Regions from separate parts of the Mus musculus genome. Here regions 1 and 2 are each linked to region 3. Evidence: chromatin loops called from intact Hi-C (ENCODE). Cell type or tissue: left cerebral cortex. All regions are shown on one strand.

Region 1 (8,000 bases), 1.2 Mb after region 3:
ACAAAGGGCCAAACAGTGAACCTGAGATGGTGAAATAAAATGTAACATCAACAAAGAGAGGGCCATAGATAAATAGTAAAAGGACCAACTTGCCACAAAAAACCCATTGACATTTTTCCAGAGTCCAGGCAAAGTGCTGGTGACCCGTTAATGTTGGAATGTTTTCCTAGGGTTAAAAGGAGAGCATGCAGCAAGCCTGTTCAGAATTTACAAAGTGTTTGAATAACATGGACCATGTTTTGATAACACATTTTTAGTGAGGGTGAAAATAATAGAATTTATTGGGGCATTTATATGGGCCCCCTTGGTTGTCTGGGGGATGGGGAGTGGATGGGCTCTAACCTATATATCATTGCACTGATCTATAATTCTCCTTTGAAATTTATTTATGCCACGTGCACGTGCGCGCGCGCGCGCGTGTGTGTGTGTGTGTGTGTGAGTGAGTGTGTGTGTATGTTACACATGATATTGCTGTGGTCCCCAAAGCCTCTTAGTTTTACTTTTAACAAATTCAAGCATTGCTATGGGTTACCTATAAGAAGAAAAGACAAGAGACCACAGGCCAAGATGGTATCATCACCAAGATGTGATCTGGTGGTACAAAGTTGGTATTGTTTGGAACAAGTGCAAGGTCTTTAATATGCTCACACCTAGACTTGGCCTTGGCTTCCTTCAGCTTCCAGAGGTTCCTGCTTGCCCCATCTCAGGCTGCAAAGAGCTATTTGAATTAACCCAGCCACAGCTGGGGTCTGGTACTGCCAGGGATCTCCTCCCCACTGTTGATGTTTTTGTTCAATGTATCACTGTCCGTTAAGCCACGGAAAACCAGGCACCTTTCAATAAATGTCTCGCTTGGATTTCATGAAGCTTGGGGTGTAATTGAAATCAAACAGCATACAGCATGGAAGGTCCTGCTGTTTGTGCACCCAGGCTACAGGAGGTGCTGCCTGACATGTGCCCTCGCTTTGTTTTCTCTTCTTACTTCTGGAAAAGAGGTCTTGGATTTTAAAGTGTGCCTGAGACACCAGAAAACATTGATTTTTATCTCTCTTTCTCTATAAGTATTAATGAGCCAGGAAAAAAAAAAAAAGCCCATCCCAAGTAGAAAATCATAGATTTGTCCTCCACCGTGTTCCAGAACTTGGGACTAATGTAGTCCAGAAGTATCAGTAATAAAATGTAAGTTAATTAACATAAAATATTTGATTTTTTTGTCTCTATGAAGCTAGGAAAAATATGTTTAGTTGAAACGGTGCTTTTCACCATTTTAAAGGGAAAGTCTTCACGATCTGACAGTTACACTAATGCGTCCTAACAACACTAATGTTAACCCTAATAAACTTCCCATATCTCAAAAATCCCAGGTCCCAAAAGACTTTCCTAGCGCTCTTGTTTTTGATTCTTTTTGGATTTATCTTTATTTCTGTAAAATGTGTCAGAAATCGGATGAAAGTGTATTTACTGAGGTGGGGTTCCAGGAATCCGTTCAAATTCTAGTTACACAGATTGAATTACACCGAGTTAATAATTTGATGGCACTAGAAACGAACCTATGCGCCTTCCTTCATGAGCTTGCTCTAGGGGTAGGATAGAATGAACCCGATTCTGATGTGGTTAGGGAGACAGCTGGTCTGAGTTACTTGCGCCAGAGTGGGTCTGAACGGTGCCCGTTGCCTGTGTGGCACTGTGCCACGCCAGCGTTTCCCCGGTCTCTTCAAAGTATTTTGAAGGGACCTTACTTCTGGCTGTGTTATAATACAAAACTGACATATAACTTCAGTCACCCCATCTGCAGATAACGTGAGATTCAGTCTCACACCTACATCTCCCTCAGACATCCTGCAGCTCAGGGCCAGGCTAACGAAGACTCCAGGTTGAGTCCCCAGCGCAGTGAGGCCCTTTTCTTGGAACTCGCATCCCCCTTGTGGAATCCTCACGTTCAATATCTCGCACCCTTTGAGGGGAATAAAAATTAATCCCAAAGGCTTCGCTGCATCAAAACAAAACAAAAACATGCGGGACGGAGCCCGAGACCAAATCGGAGCTGGGATCTCTGGACTGATCGCGCAGGATGTCAGCCCGAGTTCTCTGAGCCAAAATTGACAAGGTTGTTGTTCCAAAACACTTGAAAAGCTTTGCGAGCGCCCAAGACCCACTACGCTATTCTATCAAAACCCCACACAGCATCCAAGTCCATGAAGGATCGCTCCACTCCCTAACACGGGCGTGCCCACGTTCGTGATTCGCGGGGTTTGGACCCAGGTTGGAAAGCTTCGCGCGGATCTGCTGCTGGCGTCTGAGCGCTTAGCAGATCCCGCGGCCACCTCATCTGTTCTCGGCAAAAGTTTCCCGTGTGATCGCATTGGGTTGGGGGAAGCAGAGTCCCTACATCTCGACCGGAAAATGCGCTCCTGGAGCGACTACTGCAGGCGTCCGTAATTGCTTATTAGAGGAGAATGTACAGGCTTCTCATCGTCAACGAAACGTGTTCCCCCTTCTGTAATAATAAAACAATAAAATATGACGGCCCCGTCCTTGACTGTTTGCGGAAACGCAGGGGGGAAAAACAGGCAGCTGGAGCAAAGGAGCTTAATTCAATATCAAACTGATTATTTCACTAATTATTCTGCCTTCTGTATTGTGCCGCAGAGAGGCGCAGGGAATCTTAACTGCACAGCTGCTAGGGAACCTTTGTGTCTTAGTGTCAGTCCCCACCAAAGATGTTGGCGAAAGCGGGGGCTGGGGGAGGTAGGAAACATCCAGTGTTTAGAAAAAACCGAGCAGAGGGAATTCTGAGTAATGAAAGTGACGGCCTCGGGGAAGCCGGTGTTTTAGCGCGGTTGTAATACTGAGTGTTTGGTTCGTCCGGTCAGGCTCATGTTGGGTCTTCAGAAGCCCACTTCAGAAGCTAGAAGCTGGAGTCTCTGATTCAGACGCGGAATCCTTTTGCCATCTCTGGAATCCCAAAAACTGAACGCGAGGTTTCTCTCCACCAAGTCTTTACGCTAAAAGATGGGACAGGACAAAAAGCGGTTCCTGTGTGCTGAAGGCCAGGAAGTCAGAAGGAGGGTGTGCGCAGAGACTTCGGGTCGCTCTCCAGCCCTCCCCTAGATTTGCACCCCCGGGGACCTGAGCCTTCCTGCGAGCAGGGAGCTTGTAAAGACGCCTTCACGGGCCTCTGGGACCTGCCAAACTAGACCCGAACTCAGGAATGATTCCTATGCCGTGGGTAGACCATGTTCGCAGACTTCAAACCCGTTTCTCCGGCGCCATAGAGCCACCGGGTACACCAGGATTGATTCTCAGTGGGATATAGTTCTCCCAAAGACGCTTAAAGAAACACCAAACCAGCAATAACAGCCAAATAAGCTAAGAGAAAATGAAACTCGCAGGCGACCCGATCCAATTAATAAATACTTAATTGAATTAGTGTCACCTCTAACAGCCAATAGCAAAGTCCCCTAGCCATGGGGCTGCGAAGCCCCTCCCTGGCCGCACATATATAAGCAGCCAACCACCGCTCACAAGTTTCCAAGCGGTCAAGTATGCCTAGAGTTTAGCAGAGCCAGCCGAGAGGAAATGGCTGGTTGCTAAATGGGAACTCAGAGCTAAGTCCTCTTCTTCCTTAGTGTGAGTGTAGGGGTCCTGAGAGGTTAGACAAGGAGGGAAGGAAGAAAAGAAGGAAGGAAGGAAGGAAGGAAGGAAGGAAGGAAGGAAGGAAGGAAGGAAGGAAGGAGAGAGACACCTACAACCCGGGGTTTGTTTTCTTGCGGAAGGAAAGGGGCACCTACAATCCCGAGTTTGTTCCCTTGAGGGAAGGACGCTAAATTGGGCGCGCGCTGAAGCCGCCCCGCAGGTCCGCAGGTGGGTAGCCTAGGCGAGGGAGGAAGGGGACATTACCTTCCCCTCGGAAGAGGGCGCTGGCTCCCCCAACTGGCCTTTATAACCAGGCCGCGGGAGGCGAGGAGGCAGCCGGTTGCCGTCTGCGATTCGCTAAAGCATGCAGTTGGGAGAGCAGCTCCTGGTGAGCTCGGTGAACCTGCCCGGCGCGCACTTCTACTCGCTGGAGAGTGCTCGCGGAGGAGGAGGAGGAGGAGGCGGAGGAGGAGGGGGAGGCGGAGGGAGCGTCAGCCTCCTCCCCGGTGCTGCCCCCTCGCCCCAGAGGCTGGACTTAGACAAAGCGTCCAAGAAGTTTCCGGGCAGTCTCCCGTGCCAGGCGGGGAGCGCAGAACCCGCAGGCGCCGGCGCGGGGGCCCCCGCGGCCATGCTCAGTGACGCGGACGCTGGGGACACCTTCGGGAGCACCTCGGCGGTGGCCAAGCCCGGGCCCCCGGACGGCCGCAAGGGCTCCCCGTGCGCGGAGGAGGAGCTGCCCTCCGCCGCCACCGCCGCGGCCACCGCGCGCTACTCCATGGACAGCCTGAGCTCCGAGCGCTACTACCTCCCGTCGCCGGGACCGCAGGGCTCCGAGCTCGCCGCGCCCTGCTCGCTCTTCCAGTACCCGGCGGCGGCCGGAGCAGCCCACGGACCCGTGTACCCCGCGTCCAATGGCGCGCGCTACCCCTACGGCTCCATGCTGCCCCCCGGTGGATTCCCCGCCGCCGTGTGCCCGCCCGCGAGGGCGCAGTTCGGCCCCGCTGCGGGTTCGGGGAGCGGCGCTGGTAGCAGCGGCGGTGGTGCCGGCGGTCCTGGCGCCTATCCCTACGGCCAGGGTTCTCCGCTCTACGGGCCATACGCCGGAACCTCAGCGGCCGGGTCTTGTGGAGGATTGGGGGGCCTAGGGGTGCCTGGCTCCGGCTTCCGCGCCCACGTCTACCTGTGCAACCGGCCCCTATGGCTCAAATTCCACCGGCACCAAACTGAGATGATCATCACCAAACAGGGCAGGTGAGTGCAGGGTGGAGGGACCCCAGGCGCCTGGTTGTCCGCACACTGCGGGCTCTGCTTAGGGTGTTTAAGTGGTACATCATATCTCCAAAGTCGTGTCCCTTACTTCCTAAGGCACACCTGTAGCTTGGGCTCCGAGCCCACGTTACTCTCCTCTCTAGTCACCTTCACCGGGATTGACTGGGAGGAGGAGGAGGCGGAGATGGAAATTTGGGAATGAACCCTTGAGGGCAGATCTACGTGACCCGCTGGCTCCTGGGTTTGCAGCAGGCGATTTGTGGGCTGCATAGCGAAAGAGGGCTAGCTGGAGCTGGCTGCGGCCTGCGCACAAGTGTTTGAAAAGAAGCTTTTTAAAGCTCCTTGGTTTGGTGGGGCTCTTCTGTAAGAAGAGCAGAAAGAAGTCGGTTTGAGCTGGTGACTAGGTAGACAGTTTTTGGAGCCAGATGTTTGGGGGAGGGGGCTCTGCTTGCGGGGAAGGGACCAGAAAGTTCAGGCACACCTTCAAATTGTCATCAGCTACTTCTTGAGGAAGTGAGGAGTGGATATTGGGAGACAGGGACCCAAAGAGGGCTCGTTGAGAGAGAGAGAGAGAGAGAGAGAGAGAGAGAGTGCAAGAAGGCGCGCTCCGGCCTAATGTTCTCAGTCACCTATGTCTTTAAAAATAATTTTAGACATTTCAGAAAGAAACCTAGTAGATACCTGAAAATAGATGGATGTCTCAGAAAAGAAGCACGCGAATTAGGGAAAATACTGATTTGGAGGCTGTTCCAAATAAATATGTCAATTTAAAACCATTTTCTTAGTTTCAGGCCGTAGTAGCCATTTTTGTTTGTTTGCTGTTTATTGCAGACCCCCCATGTGTCCGGGAGGGACCAGAGCCGCTACTTAAATAATTTCCTCTGGTTCTGTTCTTTGCACAGGCGCATGTTTCCTTTCTTGAGCTTCAACATAAACGGACTCAACCCCACCGCCCACTACAATGTTTTCGTGGAAGTGGTTCTGGCCGACCCTAACCACTGGCGCTTCCAGGGGGGCAAGTGGGTGACCTGCGGCAAAGCGGACAATAACATGCAGGGTGAGGAGAGAGGGGGCCTGGACCGGGAAGAGGTCGGAGCCTCAGTGTTGGACCGGCCACATTTAAATCAAGCATGTCACCCCAACCTGGGGCATGGGGATGTTAGCATGTGCTGCCTTCTGCTGCTGGGGAGAAATTTACTCCGTCCTTTTTCTTGTTTCTCATTATATATCAAACCTTGACCTTGACCCTATGAGGGCTATGTTTGAGAAATGAATAGCCAAGTGAAGTTCTGGGTTTGGGGAAAGTTCCTGGTAAATGATCCTGGCATTTTAGAATTCTCTTGAGAAAGCCCAGGCCACCTTTAACTTAATCTATAAAAGTTAAGGACTCGATGAGGCACTTCCCCTCCAGCTTAAGGTCTCAGACCAACAATCAAGAACCATCCTCTCTCCTCTCAACTCTGTTTTTTAAGTTTGGAGAGGCTGGTGATTGGAATACCATGATTAAGGAAGGCTGGATGCACCCTGGCCCGGGGGAGTGACTGGAGTCCCGCTGGGATCCACTGATTTCAGTCGACTGACCTCCCAGGAGGAGGTTGCTACAGCAAACCCAAGCCTAGCTAACAGACATCCTCTCCAACCTGCCTGGGTGAAGGCTGTCTCCTTTCATTTGCTTATGTTTCCTTTCCTTTTCCTCTTAGGCAATAAGATGTACGTTCACCCAGAATCTCCTAACACTGGCTCCCACTGGATGAGGCAGGAGATTTCCTTTGGGAAGTTAAAACTCACCAATAACAAAGGTGCAAACAACAACAACACACAGGTAGGGAGACTGGAAAAGCCTGTGTCTTCTGGTCGGGGTCTCTTGGACAGCTCATCCTTTTGTCACTGTGCTTAGCTAAGTATTTACAGTTGTGACTTTGCTCAATTTTAAATTTATGTATTTACCTGTGTCATTTGTACTTTCTTACTACTATGCATAGAAACATCAAATTTTAGGGGGGGACTTGGGGAGCCAAAAGGAAAGAGTATCTATCAAATACACAGACACTCTGTTTTTGTTTTGGTTGTTGTTTGTTTGTTTGTTTGTTTGTTTCTTATCTTGGGGAGTGGGTCTTGTATACCTAGCTCGGGCTGGCCTTGAACTGCTGACCCTCTTACTTCTCAGTCTCAGATGCTGCGGTTACAGATGTGCTCTGACATTCCAGAATCAGAGTTAGGACTTTAAGTCGAAATTGTTAATCCCGAGGATCTTAAATCTTAAAACAGAATCTTTAATAAAACCAAATAAACAAAGAAAATCCCCCTCAAAAACAAAAAAGAAAGCTGTAGTAGGGAGCAAACAGAAGTCCTGTCTCAAAATGTACAGTCTGTTAAAAATCTACTTTTGAGACCTATGAAAGTCTCTCTTTTCTCTATCCCCAGATGATAGTGTTGCAGTCTCTGCACAAATACCAACCGAGGCTGCACATCGTGGAAGTGACAGAGGACGGTGTGGAGGACTTGAATGAACCTTCCAAGACTCAGACCTTCACCTTCTCAGAGACACAGTTCATCGCTGTGACGGCCTACCAAAACACGGATGTGAGTGCCCCGTGAGCCACAGGAGCCTCTCAAGTTAGGTCTATTGAGATAAAGCACTCAGTTACTATTCTTCTCCCCTATCTAGATCACCCAGCTAAAGATCGACCATAACCCCTTCGCCAAAGGCTTCCGGGACAACTACGATTCGTAAGTACTGCTTTTCTTCGAGCACGGGTCATCTCCCTCTAAGAGACAAGAGTAAAAGACTCCAGGCTGCCTGCAACTTGCTGTGAAGTTGACGTGACCTTGAATTTAGGATCTTTCTGCCTCAGTCCCCCTAGCCCCGAGCTCACCAGCATGGGCTGCCACACCCAGGCTTTGTGTGAGCTAGACAATCATTTGGTCAATGGAGTTTCATCTTCGAGCCCATTTGCTGGGTCACCTTTAACAGGAAATGAGTCATCATCTCCCTGAGGACATATTTAGTATGACATTTTATATTTGGGATTTTTTTTTTCTTACCTGTTTTTCTGCTTAATTTTCTGAAACACACACACATGCTGGAGATTGAA
Region 2 (8,000 bases), 1.2 Mb after region 3:
CATTGGGGGAAAACCTTCCACAGCTTCCTCCTTAAAGAAAGCCCCAACTGGGCGGTGGTGGTGCACTCCTTTAATCCCATCACTTGGGAGGCAGAGACAGGCGGATTTCTGAGTTTGAGGCCAGCCTGGTCTACAGAGTGAGTTCCAGGACAGCCAGGGCTATACAGAGAAACCCTGTCTCAAAAAACCAAAAAAATAAAATATAAAATAAAAATAATTAAAGAAAGAAAGGAAGGAAGGAAGGAAGGAAGGAAGGAAGGAAGGAAGAAAGAAAGAAAGAAAGAAAGAAAGAAAGAAAGAAAGAAAGAAAGAAAGAAAGAAAGAAAGAAAGTCCCAATCACTTGCCCTTCTCTGTAGGCAGCCGAAGCCTAAAATATGGCGCCAGGTTTTGGTTAAACCATGGCCATAAACAACCTTACTGCGCCTGCGTACTTGGCGCCAACCCCTCCCGAGTGGGTGCATGCTAATGAAGTGTCGACAGGCCGACCAATCCCAGGAGGACACATAGCCCTCCCCAGTGCTGGGGTGTATATAAGCAGTCCTCCCTGGGTGCCCGGGGTCCCTGCAGCATCGAGGCGTTCCTGTAATAAAGCTGTTGAGAAGAATCCAACCGTGTTGTGTCTTCCTTGCTGGACTAGGTGGGCGCGACACTCCTCAGTTTACCATTTGCATCTATTGAAGACACCAGGAGAATACTTTACAGGATTACGCATTATGTCTCTCCTTCCCAAGGTACGAAGGACGTAAGAGAGTTTGAGTTCATATCAGCAGGTTCTAATCCCTAACCCTCCCCAAAGCTCAGCTGAGCTGCAACGGGTGCCATTTTTAGTGCCCTGATTGCCGAGTGCATCTAAGAAGAGGACTCTTCCCTTTATTCCATCCCCTTAGCCACCAAGTGGACATGCAAACTCTCACCTATAGAATGCACATTGTGACATTCTTTTAAAACCAGCATCAGATAACAGAACAATTAAAAAGTTACTCGCCAGGAAACTGAAGCTGAGAATTCTAACAAGTGGCTTGTTGGTAGCAACCGTCCAGGCTGAAGTCTGGGACGCACTTACCACTTTCCCCCCCATCCTCTGAGGAGTGTCGCTCGGGAGGACAAAATGAGTGCAGCCCTCCTGGGTCTCCCTTTAAGAGTTTAAAAGCAACATATTGATTTTTGAGTTACCCTGCTTCAACTCAGCTTGGCTCTCATGATATTTTTATTCCCTTGTAGATTCTTAAGTCCATTTGTTGCCGATTTTAAAAAAGTAAATCACTGTGAGTCTGTGGTGTGCCCATGTACCATTTCTACACCTACGAATGTGGTCAGTTGACACCTTGAAGGTTTCCATGCAGCTCTAACTCCTAGTGACATTTCTTGCTGCAGCCCCAGTTTGTTCAAAGCAGATAAAGTGGATGGATTGATTTTAGTTGTATAAAAACCCTGATGAAATCTCTCTGTGGCCAGTCCCACAGTCTCTTGATGATTTAGAAAGGATTTACTTAAGGCACAAATGTGAGCCTTCTGCTCTTCCCCATTCTCCCTTTCTGCTGGGTCCATGGTGAATTTCCCGAGACTAGCAGATGAACAGAAGAAAACTCTTAGGGAAGCCGGGCTGGCTACAGAGCTCTTTGACAATGTGTGTTCAAAAGCACGAGGGCCCCGCTTCGTGTTGTCATGGGTATTCTCAGCACAGAGCCTTGCACTGGTCCAATTAGGGTTTTTAATTACAGGTGCTACTTTTTAAAAGGACCAGGGAGATGTTGAGTCAGGTTTGCAGCTCTGGCACCGCTGTGGAGGGCTAATAGCTCAGTGGTAGAGCTCTTGCTTAGCGTGCATGAAGCCCTTGGTTCAATCCATAGCATTGTTAGGGGTCAAAGGAGGAGGAGGAGGAGGAGGAGGAGGAGGAGGAGGAGGAAATGAGGCAAGACTGAGATGCTAAAATGGGGAGTACCTTAAGAATGATTGTGGGGAGAGAATGATTCATGACTATCTTATGGACTTTTCCATTATCCTATTTGATTAATAACCTACTTTCTTATTAGGACTAATTTCTAAGAAATACATGACTCTCATGATTAGTGTTCACAGAGTTTCCCTGTATGCAGAGATGGAATGGTTCTAGGTTATGGGTTTGCACCCCTCAGTTGTTTTTGTCAACCTGGCACAATCTTGAGTCATCTCCAGGAGCCTCAGTTCAGAAAACGCCTCCATCAGATCGGTGTGCGGAGAAATTGTCATCTTAATTAATGATTGATGTGGAGGGATCCAGTTCACTGTGGATGGTGCTACCCATGAGCAGGTGGTCCTGGGTAGTGTAAGAAATCAAACTGAGCAAACCATGAGGAGGGAGCCAGAAGGCAGCACCCTACCATGGCCACTGCTTCAGTTCCTGCCTCCACCTTCCTGCCTTGAGTTCCTGCCCCGCCCTCCCTTGATGGGAGACTATAAACGGTAAGGTGACATTAACCCTTTCCTTCCCAAGTTGCTTTCAGGCATGGTATTTATCACAGCAACTGAAAACAAATTAAGACAGGGATACAGCTTAGAATTTAGTTGTAGATATAAAGCATATGTCACATATGCTTATGGAAAAGGCAACCCTACATGAATTAGAAAAAAAAAAAATCTGAAGACATAGTACCTGTAGTCCCAACGCTGAGGAAGTCGATGCAGGGGGAGAATGAGAGGAGAAGGAGCTCAAGGGCCTCCTCAGCTTCGTAGTTCAAGGCCAGCCCGGGATATTCGAAACCCTGCCTCAAAAAGGAAATAGAGGAAAAAAAGAGTAAAAATCTCTCCAGGCGTGGTGGTGCACACCTTCAATCCCAGCCCTCAGGAGGCAGAAGCAAGTGGACCTCTGTGGGTTAGAGGCCAGTCTGGTCTTCATGGAAAGTTCCAAGCCAGCCAATACTATGTAGTGAGCCCCTATCTCAAAGTATAATAGTAATAGTGATAATAATAATAATAATACAGAGTAAGACATGATCTCAAAAAATAATCATTTTCAAAATAAATAAATGTCTAATACCAAACTGAAATGTGTTGCCACAAGAAAAAAAAATCTGAAGGTGATACTTTCTTTCTTTCTTTCTTTCTTTCTTTCTTTCTTTCTTTCTTTCTTTCTTTCTTTCCTTCTTTCTTTCAAAGGAAAACCAAAATATAAGCTTAAGCTAAACAGGGGAAACATTATAGGGAGAGAGGCTGTTAGAGGTCTGTGTGGGGAAATAAAGGGGAGAGGCTATTGGGGGGGGCATCAGAGGGAAGGGAGAGGGACCAAAATAGACAATGTACATGTATGAAATTATAAAATAACAAAATGCATTAATAAATTAAAAAAGAACAAACTGAACTGTTTTGGTCTTTCACCATAAACTAAATGACCACTTCTTCTACTAAGAGCAGTAACAGGGTCATGTTGTAAAATTTGTTCCAAAGAGAGGCTTTCAATGTCCTTGACTCTGGTGGGAAGACATGAGGAGGGTTGCCTCCTGCTGTAAGGCACAGGTAGCCAAGCAGCGCTCCCTTTCATGGTGACAAACAAGAAAATATTCTATTTCTCTCTCTCTCTCTCTCTCTCTCTCTTTCTCTCTCCACCCACCATCCCACACACATTATATACATACACACACACACACACACACACACACATATACACACACACAGACATGCACACACACTCATCTTTGAATGCTAGCACCCTGGCACATAGACAATGTTGTTGGTATTTCTGGGGCATCCTCAACTTGTTCCAAAAAGAAAGTGATTCATTTCTGCCCTTTAGGAACCAGGAATGGTTTTTACATTGTAAAGTCTTGGCAAAGGTTTCCTCTTCTCAATAGGCAGGGGGAGAAGGCTGCATTAGCTACCATCTGTCAATGATAAACCCTTCAAAACTGGGAATGACAACAAGCTAAAACATGTCGTGTAAATGTGAATAATCACTCATTCTGTGTATAGCCCTCTTAGGTAAGGCAGAGGCAACTCCACACTGCCTTCCTTCTTATTTCTTAGTGACGTTAAAATATTTCGTATCTTCTCATGTATCTTAGTCCTTTCCTGCTAGTTACTAAAATTAAAATGCTTTGACAAATGACTATTTCTGTTCCATTGATACGCGACTCAGCCATTAGGAAATGTCAATGTTAAATGTCAAGAAGTGAAACTAGTACTATAGATTATCATAAGACGTCTAATTAGCTTTATTAAGCAAAATCTCTGGGAAAATTAACACATCAGCATGTTTTAGCTGTAAACTACACAATTCTAACTGATTGTGGTTTAAAAGCCTAAATAGTGAGAGGCTCTGGGGGAACATACGGTCTCTGGTCAGAAAACGCCTTTACTTAGGTCTCCAAGTCTGTCACTGAAATGTACTCATTGTGCAATTTATCTCTGCCCTGGATGAAAATAGTCAGCTCATGTTAGTTCTCATAACTCTGAGGATAGATAGGTAGGCAGGTAGATGATAGGAAAACTGATACTAGATGATAGAGAGACAATGGATTGATAGATGATTGATAGATAGATAGATAGATAGATAGATAGATAGATAGATGAAAGATATGTATTAATAGATAGATTAGGTTGATGATAGACAGACAGACAGACAGACAGATAGATAGATAGAGATAGATGATAGATAGATAGATAAATAGATGATAGATTGAAGGTAGATGATAGATAGATAGATAGATAGATAGATAGATAGATTGATTGATTGATAGATTGATAGATAGTAGATAGGTGATGGCTATGTATTGATAGATTAGATTGATAATACTAGATAGAAAATAGATAGTAGATTGACAGATAGATGGAAGATAGATTGATGATAGATAAATTGATAGAAGATAGATAGATGATAGATTGATAAAAGGTCAATTGATTGATAGAAGATTGATTGATAGAAGATAGATGATAGGTTGATAGACAATAGATAGATGATAGATAGATAGATATGACAGATAGAAGATAGATAATAGGAAGATAATGAGATAGAGAAATATGCAGATAGATGATGGGTTGCATAAATTTAAAATTAGAAAACATAGTCAAGCTTCATAATTCACAATTAAATGTAATCATGACAGCTCAGAATGCCATTGTAAGTTAGAATTATCCCTTCTTAACTCTAGAAGCAGAGGCTAGAGAACTGTTTCAGCATATGGGTTCAAAGCGAGTCTGGGCAGCATAGCCATACCTCATCTCTGGAAAGACAAACACAATTACAGAAAGAAAAGGAAGCCCTCCCTGGATGCTAGAGGATGCTCTCTCAGAGCCAGAAAGCTGAGAAGTCCTGAGCCTGTTCAAGTCTCTTCTCCATCCCTTTAAGGGGCCAACGCAACAGGGAGAGGAAGAGTATGGTGACAGAGACAATAATCCTCGCCTGCCTGTCACTGTTCTCTGATGTCACTGGACTGAGTCAATGGGGAGAGCAGGTCATGCCCTCCAGACTTGTCACAGTGTGTTCAGAGACCCCATGGGGGCAATGTTACATCTATGAAACTAGGAAGCGCCTTCGCTCCCTTTGCCACCAGACTGTCAAAAGCTGCTTGAGTCAGTCTCTCTTGGGTGTAGCCCGTTGACCTTCTAGATCATTCCTCACATTGTATAAGATTTAAATTGGATCCAACCACGAAGATATTTTAGGCCTCTGTACTCTACAACCTGTCTCATCTTTGGTGTCTTAGTCCACTCAGGTATAACAACGTGCCACAGATTGGGGGTGGGAGGCATTTAAACATCAGAAGTTTATTTCTGGCAGTTCCAGAGCCTGAGAAGTCTAAGCTTCAGGTGTTGGAAGATGCAACATCTTGCACAGGCTAGTTCTTGTTAGATGATTTGGATACTGTCTTCCTGCTTCTCAGTGTGGTAGTAGGGACCAGTAGACTCCCTCGGACCTCCTTTTTGGGAGTATTTATCACATTCATGAAGGCTCATCTCTCATAATCTAACCACATTCCAATGGTGGCACCTCTTAGAGCCACCAGCTGGGGAGTTAAATTGTCTTCTTCTGGATTCTGCACACACATACACAGGCACACACATACATAAGCATCATACACACACACACACACACAGAGAGGCATACAATACACACATACCCATGCACTACATACAAGGAAGGGAGGGCAGTACATCTTTTTAATAAATTTTAAGTGGTTATTGTTTGAAATAATCAGATTTTTGACGCTAAGTTTAATTTTCTTCCCAGTGATCAAAAAACGAAACATTACTTCCTTAACTGTTTTGGTAAGAAAAGAGAAATTTGATGACTTCTTTTGGAGTCAGACTTGGTCTTAAACTTGTATTTTGTAGTCCAGGCTAACCCCACCCTTACAATTCTCCCGCATCAGCCTTCCACATGCTGGGTGACAGGCACATTGCACCAAGCTCAGCTTGAATATTTCTTTATAAAGGATTTCAACAATGATTTGTATAATGTTATCAAATATTTTAACAATACTACCCATTTTCATTATGCCATTACACAGACAACGCATATCTGTAAACATAAATATTAACTTAAATTCCAACATGTCAAAATTTTAATTAGCAATAATTGTACCTTGGATAACTCTCATTGGCTACAATACTGCCACCGTGCAAAGCTTCATTAAGTCAAAAGACAAATAATAAAGTGAGAGGAGATGTTTGCAATGCCCGACAAAATGCAGCTCTGTATTATAGCCAAGGACCTCTCAATAAACTTCAGTAGGATGGATGCTCATGAAGGTTCAGAAATGCAAACGAGGATCCCTTTGCCCCAGGACTAAGAGAGAAGTAATACTATAAACATGATATGAGAGATGGCTCAGAGGTGAAGACCATGCTGGCTGCACTTCCAGAGGACGCCATTCAATTCCCAGCACCCACATGGCAGCTCACAAGCCTCTCTGACTCCAGTTCAGGGGATGTGACCCACAGGATATAATACACAGACATACATGAAGACAAAGCACTCGTGCTACACATAAAATAATAATAAAAATAGCACTTCACATCGGAGTGAATAATACTTTTCCCGTGGCTATAAACAAACTCGTTGAAAATCCAAACTTAGACATTGTTATTATCATATGCTAATGGCATGAAGTAAGACGTTTCAATAGGGTGGCTCTATACAGGTGTTATTTATCTTGTTACTCTGAATGTGGAGGGAGGAAGATCAGGCGTCCAAGGTCATCTTTGACTGCATAATGAGCTGGAGGCCAGCCTGATCTACCTGAGGCCTTGTCTTAAAAATAAAAATAAATTAGTAAATAAGAAAATCCCTCTTTCTCATTCTTTTGTCAATACTAGATTACCAACAAATGCAGGCTGGGCCAGGAACTCTTTCAGGCTTTCTCCCGCAGTTACCTCCCCTTCCCCAGGTCAACTCTACCGACAGGCCTCCCCCATAAAACCCATAAACTTAACCCACCTTCAACTCCAATGCAAGTTATAATCTTTATTAAAAAAATAAAAGCAAAACCAAGTACCTGGGTCTCATCCACAGAAATTCTGTTTTAATTGTTCTTGAGTGGTCCCCAAGCACCGGGACTTTTAATAACTACAGATTATTTTAATAATATACAGCCTGTATATTACTATATTAATATTAATATTAATAATATTATATTAATAATATTACCCTGTTTGACTATGTTCTTCGGTTCTCTCATCGGTGGACTTGAAACTATTTGTAACTCCCACCAGCTTCCCCCAGGACCTGGGCCTGACCTTGCTACCATGCAGTATGCACTCTGGCACCCCACGATGGCCGGCACATACGCTACTCCATAGGTTAAAATGCATAGAGTGTTCCATCTCTCAAAAGGATTTGGGGTGGGATTTACAAATTTGCTGGCCTCTCCTAGGACCGGCTCACCACTTCAACCCCCAGCAGCCAAGCCCAGCGGGATGTTAATACTGTTAAAGGTCTCTTCCAGGCTCTCCGCTTTGATGTGAGCTGGGGCAGTTTGGGGGTGGGGGGTGCTGTCTAGCAGATAGCTCCTCCTCTACCAGCGTT
Region 3 (8,000 bases):
AATGCCCCTCCTTCAGATTGTCTTCAAGCAAGAAAAAATTATATATATAAAATATATATATACATATACATATATATCCAAAAGACCATAGAGCCAGAATACTTAGATATATGAATATAACCCAGCACCAGAGCTACAGTCAAGGGCCAAGCGCCCATGTCATTTAAATACATGACATTGTGTGCACTTAAGTCCTTGTGACAGTTACTCTCTTATTTAGGCTACATGTACGTTTTGTCTCCTATAAAGCATTTTAAGCATCTGGAAAATGAGATGAAACAGAAACAGCTGATTTCTAGTTTTGTTTAATTAAAGAAAGCAGAACGTTACAGGAAGAAAGAACTCGGGCGAATATCACCATCCCCGAACTATAGCGTACATCTGAGGAAGTGGAAGGCCTGTGCCTTCATTTTTAGATTGTTAGAGTACTAAATTCATGTTGTTTTCACACAACCAGTTAGAACTTGTGTCCAGCATCTCACTATTTAAGTACAAAGTAGGAGTCCAGGGGTTTGTTTATGTTTGCTTTAGGTTTTCTAAAAATGATGCTAAACACTGTTTTTCATTCTTTAAAAAGTCCAAGAAAATCCCACCTCCCCTGGCCCAGCCACCCACACCTCTTGTATATTAGGAAGGAAAAACACTTGACTTTAAACAACCCTTGTAGGTCTGATGTCCCTGGGATGTGACTTTGATCAACCATAGGATTCTATTTCTATCAAATATAAGTTTTCCTTATACGTGGGCATGGTTTCCATTGGCTGTGACAGCAACTTAAGCGGCAACTAGACATCAGTGCTGGAACAGTGGGCTTCCATGAATTTCATCGAAGCTCACCAAATAAATGTAAAGCTAACACCCTCCCTTGTAACTGGTTATGAATGCCGTTCTGAGATAGGTAGGTAGGGAAGGGGCAAACGTCCTGTGGGAATTGTATTCTGCTGCCCTCCATGCTCTGGAACAGGCTTCCCTGCATGTGATAAAGTCTGACAGAAAGTCCCCACATGCTCAGAAAGAACAACACACTGATACTTCGTCAGAATCCAACCTTTCACATCTCTAGTTCCCTGGGATGTCATTAATGTCTGTCATACCAGAGGCACCAAAACAATCCATGACAACTACTGATATTCTATGATGCAACCATCAAGATGAGCTACCATGAAAAACCAAGTAGCTGATTTCACATCCATTCCCTCCTCGCCCTGATCTGATTACCCAAATATCAGCTTAAGATGCCTTAAGTGAGCTAACTTCTTAAAAATGTGGCAGACACTGATGGCTTTGGCTGGCTCCAAAGTAACAAGATCCAGAGCCGCTGTCAGGGTCCATGGGGCACTAACGCTGCACAGGCCCCCAAACAGACTTGATAAACCTCTCAGTTTTCTTTCAGGCAAAACAGGTCAAATCACTACTGCAGTCTTTCCTCACTCCCATTTCTGTCTCTGTCTCTGTCTCTGTCTCTGTCTCTGTCTCTGTCTCTGTCTTTTTCTTCCTCCCTGTCTCCCTCCTTCCCTTCATCCCTCCCTTTCCTACAGTGGCTCACTCACCCAGCACCCTGTATCTTTAACTCTCCCCAGCATTCATTATTCCGTTAGTAATACTACATTAAAGGCAATCTAGGAGAAAAACAAAACAAAAACCCCAACTATTTCACTCAAACTTCAATCAAAAGTTTCTCTTGTGGTTGTAATGGCACCAGAAAACCAGAACCAGCACAAAGCACGATTTGGGGAAACATTTGGAAAAATTTAGCCAAATGAGTAAAAGGTTTGGAATGTTTGATATTTTTCAGGCAACCCTGGAGCTTATTGCTTTTGTCTCTTTGCGGAGAAAACGGACCGTGGGTATGCTTTTCTTTTTTAAACCCGCCTGACCATTTCTTTAAAGTAGTAGGCAGCCAGTGCTGTCTACCAAGTTGCCCAAAGAGTTAATACTCAGGGCACCAGGCAGGAGGGCTGGTCTATTTAAGCAGCAGCTGCCCAAACTAAGTGGGCACAAAGGCAGAAAGCAAAGTGAGTCGACCTTGGAGGGGTAGGGCATAGGGTAGAGCAATCAGAAAAGGGGGAAAAATGGAAAAAGAAACACCAGCCTTTAATGCAATCCTGAGAGGCTGTTGTCCAAATGGGCATTGTCTGATGAGACAGAGTAAATGGGAGGTAACCTTATCGTGAATTACCAAACCCTGATTATGCCAAACCCTGAGAACCCAGTGACAGCGTACACTGCTCAGCCGTGCCCTGCTTGCTCTCACATGTGGAGTTACTAAGAAGATGGAGGGGTCTGGTTAATTCATTACGAAATCAGAGAGTATCCGGCATGGTACCCTCCACCCCCCACCCCCCAAAATAATCAAGCCCAATCGAATTGACAAATTAGAGCATGGATCTCTCACCTCACATCTTTCATGTCTTAACTGCAGGATAAAAAGTTCAGGGTGGGCACTGCCCCCTGCTCAGTTTCGTGGGCTTGCCTCCAGGCCCCTAATGATCACTTAAGCACATGCTCGCACAAAGCCTAAAGTCTTTAACCAATTCAAGTCCAATTATTATCAGTTACATCCCATGCCTTCCCCCCACCCCCAGACCCAGACTTCCTAGTGGTAACTGAAGGGTGGGGGTGGGGGCCAGTCTAAAAGTAAAAGCTATGGATGCTAAGCCTCTAGTTCTTTTAGCCCCCCAAAGCATCTCAGTCAACCTTCACATAAAATACAGTCCAAACCAAAAGAAAAAAGAAAAAAAAATGCTCAACAAACTCTGAAAGACTTTGGTGGGTGCCTCCTGGCGCTCCTCTTTCCTCTTTCACTAGGCCATGAAAAGTTTAAGTGGCCCCCACCCCAGAGTGTTTTCTGTAAGGAAGGGGGAAAGGGAGGGGGGTACCCAAATCTTTGAGATTCACACACAAAGAACAGCTCGCTAGAAAAGCTCCTAAAACAATATTCTCGCCCCCTGAGAACGTCTGTTGGGACCTCGTTTCTAAAAATCCCTGCTCACCTGCAAAAGACTTCAACCATCTCACCGGCATTTCTGCAGCTAAATAACAAAAGAACACTCCATTGAAAGTCCCCTGTCTTTAAAGAGAAAGCTACACTCCGGGGCTTCCTCTCCCTTCTTTCTCTGGCTTGTTAACTCCGTTCCTACTGTTAGTAATTTGAAAGAGGTCGGCAGAGGGGATGGGGGCTAGGGTGAGGGAAGGGTCGGATTGCCACGCTCCGGAGGAGCGCCAGGCACCACGCTGCCTTCTGAAGCCCGCGGGTCCAGCCATACCTTGGTTTGGAGGTACTGAGGACAGTAGTACGTGTACTGGGGGTACATTTGTGGCTGATCCAGGCGTTTGCCCATGTAGCTGGGATCTTTATCTCCGAGGCAGGAAACTGAATAACAGGGTGTATGATGCCCCAGGCAAGCGAGCTTCTTTCTCTTAATCCACTGTCCCTGGCAGTCTGCGTGACTGCTGAGGCTTCTCAGACTCCAGCCTCACTAGTTCCAACACCGTGAGGAATTTAAAACAACCCAAAAAACCAAAGCAAAGCAAAACAAAAGAACCAAAAAGAAAAGAGAAAAAGAAAAAGAAAACAAAAACAAAAACAGATGGGGGTTGAGATCTGTAGCGGAAACCCCCAGACTGCTTCCCCAGTTCTTGCCTGCCTGGTTCCTCCCAGCTGCCCGGTCCAGTCCGGATGAAGCAGTTTGCTCTGTGACCAGCCTGTCTCTAGTGGTGTCAATCGCAGGCGCTTGTAAAGGCGAAGGAGGAGAAAAAAAGAAATAGATCCTTTAGCACAACTCGGAATCCTTGCAGTACAGCTTTCGTTCTCTCCCGTGTCTCTTTCCCACCGCGGAAAAAGGAAATTTTAATAAAAAGAAGAAAAAAGGAAAAGAAACAACGGACAAAAAGAAAAAGAACGGAAAGGAAAAAAAACCGGGAAAAAAAGAAAAAGAAAAAAGAAAAAAGAAAGAAAAGAAAAAGAAACCCGTGCAGGCTTAGTTGCTGCTGTCTGGTTCCCAGAGTGACATGGTGTGTTCCAGCTGGCCTTGCCCCTCTCACTCACTTCCCCTCCTTCCAGCCAGTGGGTGGAACTGAGAGAGCCTCTCCAGGGAGCCGGGCACGCAGTCCAGAAGGCTGCAGTATTTCCTCCAAGGGGGGAAAAAGAAGATGAAAAAGAAGAAGAAAAAGAAAGAAAGAGGCTGCTGCCACCCCTCTGCTAGCTATCTGGAATAGCACAGTGAGCAGCGTCTGCAGCCGAGCCGCGGGTGGAACCGAACCCCAGCTTCTCTGTGAAGTGCCTGGGTGGGGCATGGCCCAGCCTCCCTGCCCTGCTCCGACCAGGGCTCCCAAGCTCCCAAGCTGCTTCTCCTCTTCAATCGCCAAGTTCCCAGAGGTGAGGCATGGCATTGATGAACAAAACAGACCCTGCCCTGCGAGGGGAGCATGAGGGAAGGAGAAGTGTGTGTGTGTGTGTGTGTGTGTGTGTGTGTGTGTATTTACACACACATGCCAACCTTTCTAGTTAAGTAGGGAGAAAAGTGTATTCAAGGCTTTTTCAAAATCTGTTAACACATTAAAAGCCAGATGAACCGAGGACCTGAAGATGAAACCAATGTTTTGGGGGATGCTCAAGAGAGGAGAAAAAGTGGGGATTCTCAGCTGGGTACCTCTGTGGGGAAGCCAAGCCCCATCTCAACAAGGGGGTTGCCTTAACTATCACAAATAATTGTGTTGTGGCTTTATCCATCTCTTAAAAACGAAATCAAAGTGATCTTTACATTTATTCGCTTATTGGAGAATAAAATAACCTCTCTCTCTCTCTCTCTCTCTCTCTCTCTCTCTCTCTCTCTCTCTCCTTCTCTTACTTGCTCTTTCTTAATGCTTTCGTGGCTCTGTAAGTATTGCACACAAAAAAATTGAACAAAAACTCATAATTACTTGTCAGAGTTTTTCCCCCCACCAGTAATAATATTCCGACACGTCGATCAGCTGCTACATTATAATACAGATTGTTTCAGAGAAGATAGATCTCCTTAAAGGGTTTCTCTGCAAGGCGGCGGTGAGGCTAAAATTAGCTGTGCCAGCTGTGTTTTGCTGGGAGTGCTCACGCATGCCCGGAGCGTGGGCAGCCAGCCTCTGTGCCTCTCCACTCCCCCAAGTCTGCCGAACACTCCAGCCGTCCTTTCAGATAAAAGACTCCAGGTACAAAGGCAGTTTCCTCACATGGAGGGAGAATTGAAACTGCAATACACAGGATGCCACCTCTGCTTTAAGTCCCGCCTGCCACTCATGGGGTAACAACCTAGGCTCCTGTGCTCCTTAGCTCCAGGAAGCTCAGTTCTGAAGTCTGGGTACCAGCAGAAAGACAAGGACACGGAGACATCACATTGGGTTTTATGTCGATTCTCTCTCTCTCTCTCTCTCTCTCTCTCTCTCTCTCTCTCTCTCTGTGTGTGTGTGTGTGTGTGTGTGTGTGTGTGTTTCTCTTTTTTAAAAGACAGGGTCTCAGATACCCCAAGCTGCTCTTAAAACTTGCTGTGAAACGGAATGATTTTGGCTTCTGATTCTCCTGCCTTCCATCGCCCAGCACTGGTATTGAAGGCATAAATTAATGAATGAACCAGGTTCCTGTGGGCACTGGCTGTGGAACCTAGGACCCTGCCCACAATGGGCAAGCACTCTACCAACACAGCTATCTCTTGATGACAAAAATCAGAACTTGGGTTGGAAAGTGGGTATGGGACACCTGTGATGGAAACATATCAAGACAGCTTCACTCATGGACCTCAATTATTCCATCCATAAAATGGAGAAGGACAGCAACTGAAATCAGGCACCAATCTCAAAGTCTTCTGGCCACATCTCCCTCTCTAGAGAACTTGTCAAGCATCTGGGAATCTCGTTGTTCCTTCCTTTCTGCTTGGTATCAGACTGTAAATTCTACTCTTCACACTTCATGGTCCAGCTCTGAGTGCCACTGAGCAGAGGTCATGTTGGTGATCGCCAAGCTCACACCAGGCATCCTCTGCCAGCATGAACATGCCCCCCTGAAGCAGTCTTCCTGAAACCCTCACTTCCCAAGGTATAGTTGGTTTTCCCCAAGTTGGTTTCTCCCACGACCTTCTAAACTCAGAACAGCAGGCCATAGCCTCCTCTGTAGCCTTAAGAACTAGCAAGGCCAGACACAAAGCATGTGTTCTGACATGCTTGGAGAACAAAATATCCTGGACATAATAAACAATTTGTCCCTCAACTCATGGTGGGCTTTTGGACCATTTCATTCTTTTAAAAACATTTGAAATTTATGTTTATTTATCATATATTGCACATACATCTGTGTGTAGAGGTCAGGACACAAGCTTTGAGAGTTGCTTTTCTCTGCTCTAACGTGTAGGTTCCTTTGCTGGGATTGAACTCAGATAGTTAGTCATGGTGACAAGCACCCTTAACCGCTGAGCCATATAGCTAGCCCATCCATTTCACTCTTTGTCATTGCCTAGGCATTGACCTTGGTCCAGGGTGTACAGAGACACAGAGGTCAAAAACTGCTTCTTCTTTGACAGCACAGATCCCAGGGAGGGGTGTATGCCGAAGAATACATGCATGAGGTCGAAGGCCAGGAGCTTCTAGGTGTAGCAAGGAGACTTAAAGCAAGGGGAAGCATAGACACTGGGGTTTGGCTTTAAAAAGCATTGTTAAGAAACTGCTCCCCTAAAAGGATCTTTGAGATCAACGCTGAGTATGGACCAAGTCTTGGGTTTTGGTGCTATTGGAGTGTTCAGTGTCCAAAGCCTTGACGGGTGACTCCATTCCTGCCTACCTCCTCTGCAGACTCCATATGCCTCAGTTTCTTCATTCTTCAAATGTCCCTATCCACTTCCTATAGTTCATGAGGATCAGTTAAGATAAACACCTGAAGAATTCGGGGATACCGTTAACGTGTCATACATATTCCATTAGATGCCAGCCTGAATCCTGGGGGGTGGGGAGAAAGCAAGCCAACCAGAGGAAATGGCAGACATAGGAAATTTTCTATATCTCAAGAGTGTGTTTTGCCACAGCCCAGAGGCTGCCATGAAGCCATCAAGGGGCAAAGACCCCAAGACAGGGCTGGAGAGGGAAATCCCCAGTTAAGTCACCCTGGGTTTGATGTGATGGTCAATGGTGAGAGCATGACAGGACCTAGAATCACATAGGAGACTATAAACCCCTGGGCGTGTCTGTGAGGGCTTCTCAAGGTTAGGTTAATTGAGGTGGAAAGACCCAACCTCAATATGGGTGTCACCAAGCCATTAGCTGGGCTCCTGGAGTGAGTAAAAAGGAGAAAGTAAGCTGGACACCGGCGGTCATCTCTCTCTGCTTCCTGACTGCGGACACTCTGTGACTTCTAGCCACCTTCTCAGACACCACGACAGCCTGGAGCCTCAAACTGTGAGCAGAACAAACTCTTCCTTCTTCGAGTTGCTCCTGTCCGTTCTTTAGTTGCAGCAAGGAGAGAAGTCACTTTAGTGAAAATACCTGGGAAGGGATTGATATGGACTGCTAAGCTGTTAGTGGAGCGTGTTGTAGTGGGATTCCATCCACAGCTTCCAACCTGAGGGGCAGGCATCTGCTTTAGGGCACTGCCATCCCACGTGACCCACTGGGCACCTTCACGCTGGGAAGTGCAGCTTCCAAGGCCCCTTCACCAGTCCTGATCAAGGACATTGGTGTTCACCTTGAGAGGACGGGCTCTGGAGATTCCCTGAAGGAAACACTGTCTTATTTACAAACAAAAAGTCTAAAACAAATTAATTCCTCACTCAGAGCAATAGCACACTTCTGTGTAAGATCCTCAGCCTGAATGGGTGCTATCAACAATTCCTACACAGATTGCTACATTCCAAACTGCTATTCTATTTCATGGGATTATTGGAATGTTCCTGGGCATCTGTGGCCATTCGCCTCAGAATCTCCATTGAGCACTTAAGGCTTTTCAGAAGTTATGCCAAGTGCATTATAAGAATTGTGAAAAC

What was found. Hi-C counts contacts between places; a loop is a spot of excess contacts. Peaks named below come from ENCODE experiments on the same cell type or tissue, not always from the same donor. Only the 100,000 strongest peaks of a DNase experiment are listed, where the experiment ranks them.
Region 1: a loop joins it to region 3, with 6 times the contacts of the local background. A loop is called at or near these places in 2 of 42 quality-filtered maps.
Region 2: a loop joins it to region 3, with 4 times the contacts of the local background. A loop is called at or near these places in 2 of 42 quality-filtered maps.

What each region holds. Positions count from the first base shown.
Region 1 is chr9:118,474,660-118,482,659 of GRCm38, forward strand. Eomes (eomesodermin) reads left to right here and starts at 3,530. Exons shown (of 6, transcript NM_010136.3): 1 at 3,530-4,887; 2 at 5,808-5,962; 3 at 6,606-6,727; 4 at 7,330-7,488; 5 at 7,574-7,635. The coding sequence starts at 4,001. Gm33408 (a long non-coding RNA gene) reads right to left here and starts at 3,989. Exons shown (of 5, transcript XR_871338.1): 1 at 3,901-3,989. In left cerebral cortex, a CTCF peak has its summit at 4,598 (motif pointing left); DNase peaks (open chromatin) are centred at 1,852, 2,484, 2,621, 3,280 and 1 more place; H3K4me3 peaks cover 1,036 bases.
Region 2 is chr9:118,460,463-118,468,462 of GRCm38, forward strand. It overlaps Gm33408 (a long non-coding RNA gene), which reads right to left. Exons shown (of 5, transcript XR_871338.1): 2 at 2,634-2,742. It also overlaps the pseudogene Gm22479. Among named protein-coding and RNA genes, the nearest start is that of Eomes, 14 kb to the right of the region's middle. In left cerebral cortex, no CTCF peak of the experiment used is centred here; no DNase peak of the experiment used is centred here.
Region 3 is chr9:117,248,461-117,256,460 of GRCm38, forward strand. It overlaps Rbms3 (RNA binding motif, single stranded interacting protein), which reads right to left and starts at 4,023. Exons shown (of 15, transcript NM_001172123.1): 1 at 3,267-4,023. The coding sequence starts at 3,341. Gm17396 (predicted gene, 17396) reads left to right here and starts at 4,073. Exons shown (of 2, transcript NR_166691.1): 1 at 4,073-4,378; 2 at 4,885-6,238. In left cerebral cortex, a CTCF peak has its summit at 3,729; DNase peaks (open chromatin) are centred at 3,320, 3,419, 3,616, 4,129 and 1 more place; H3K4me3 peaks cover 3,575 bases; H3K27ac peaks cover 952 bases.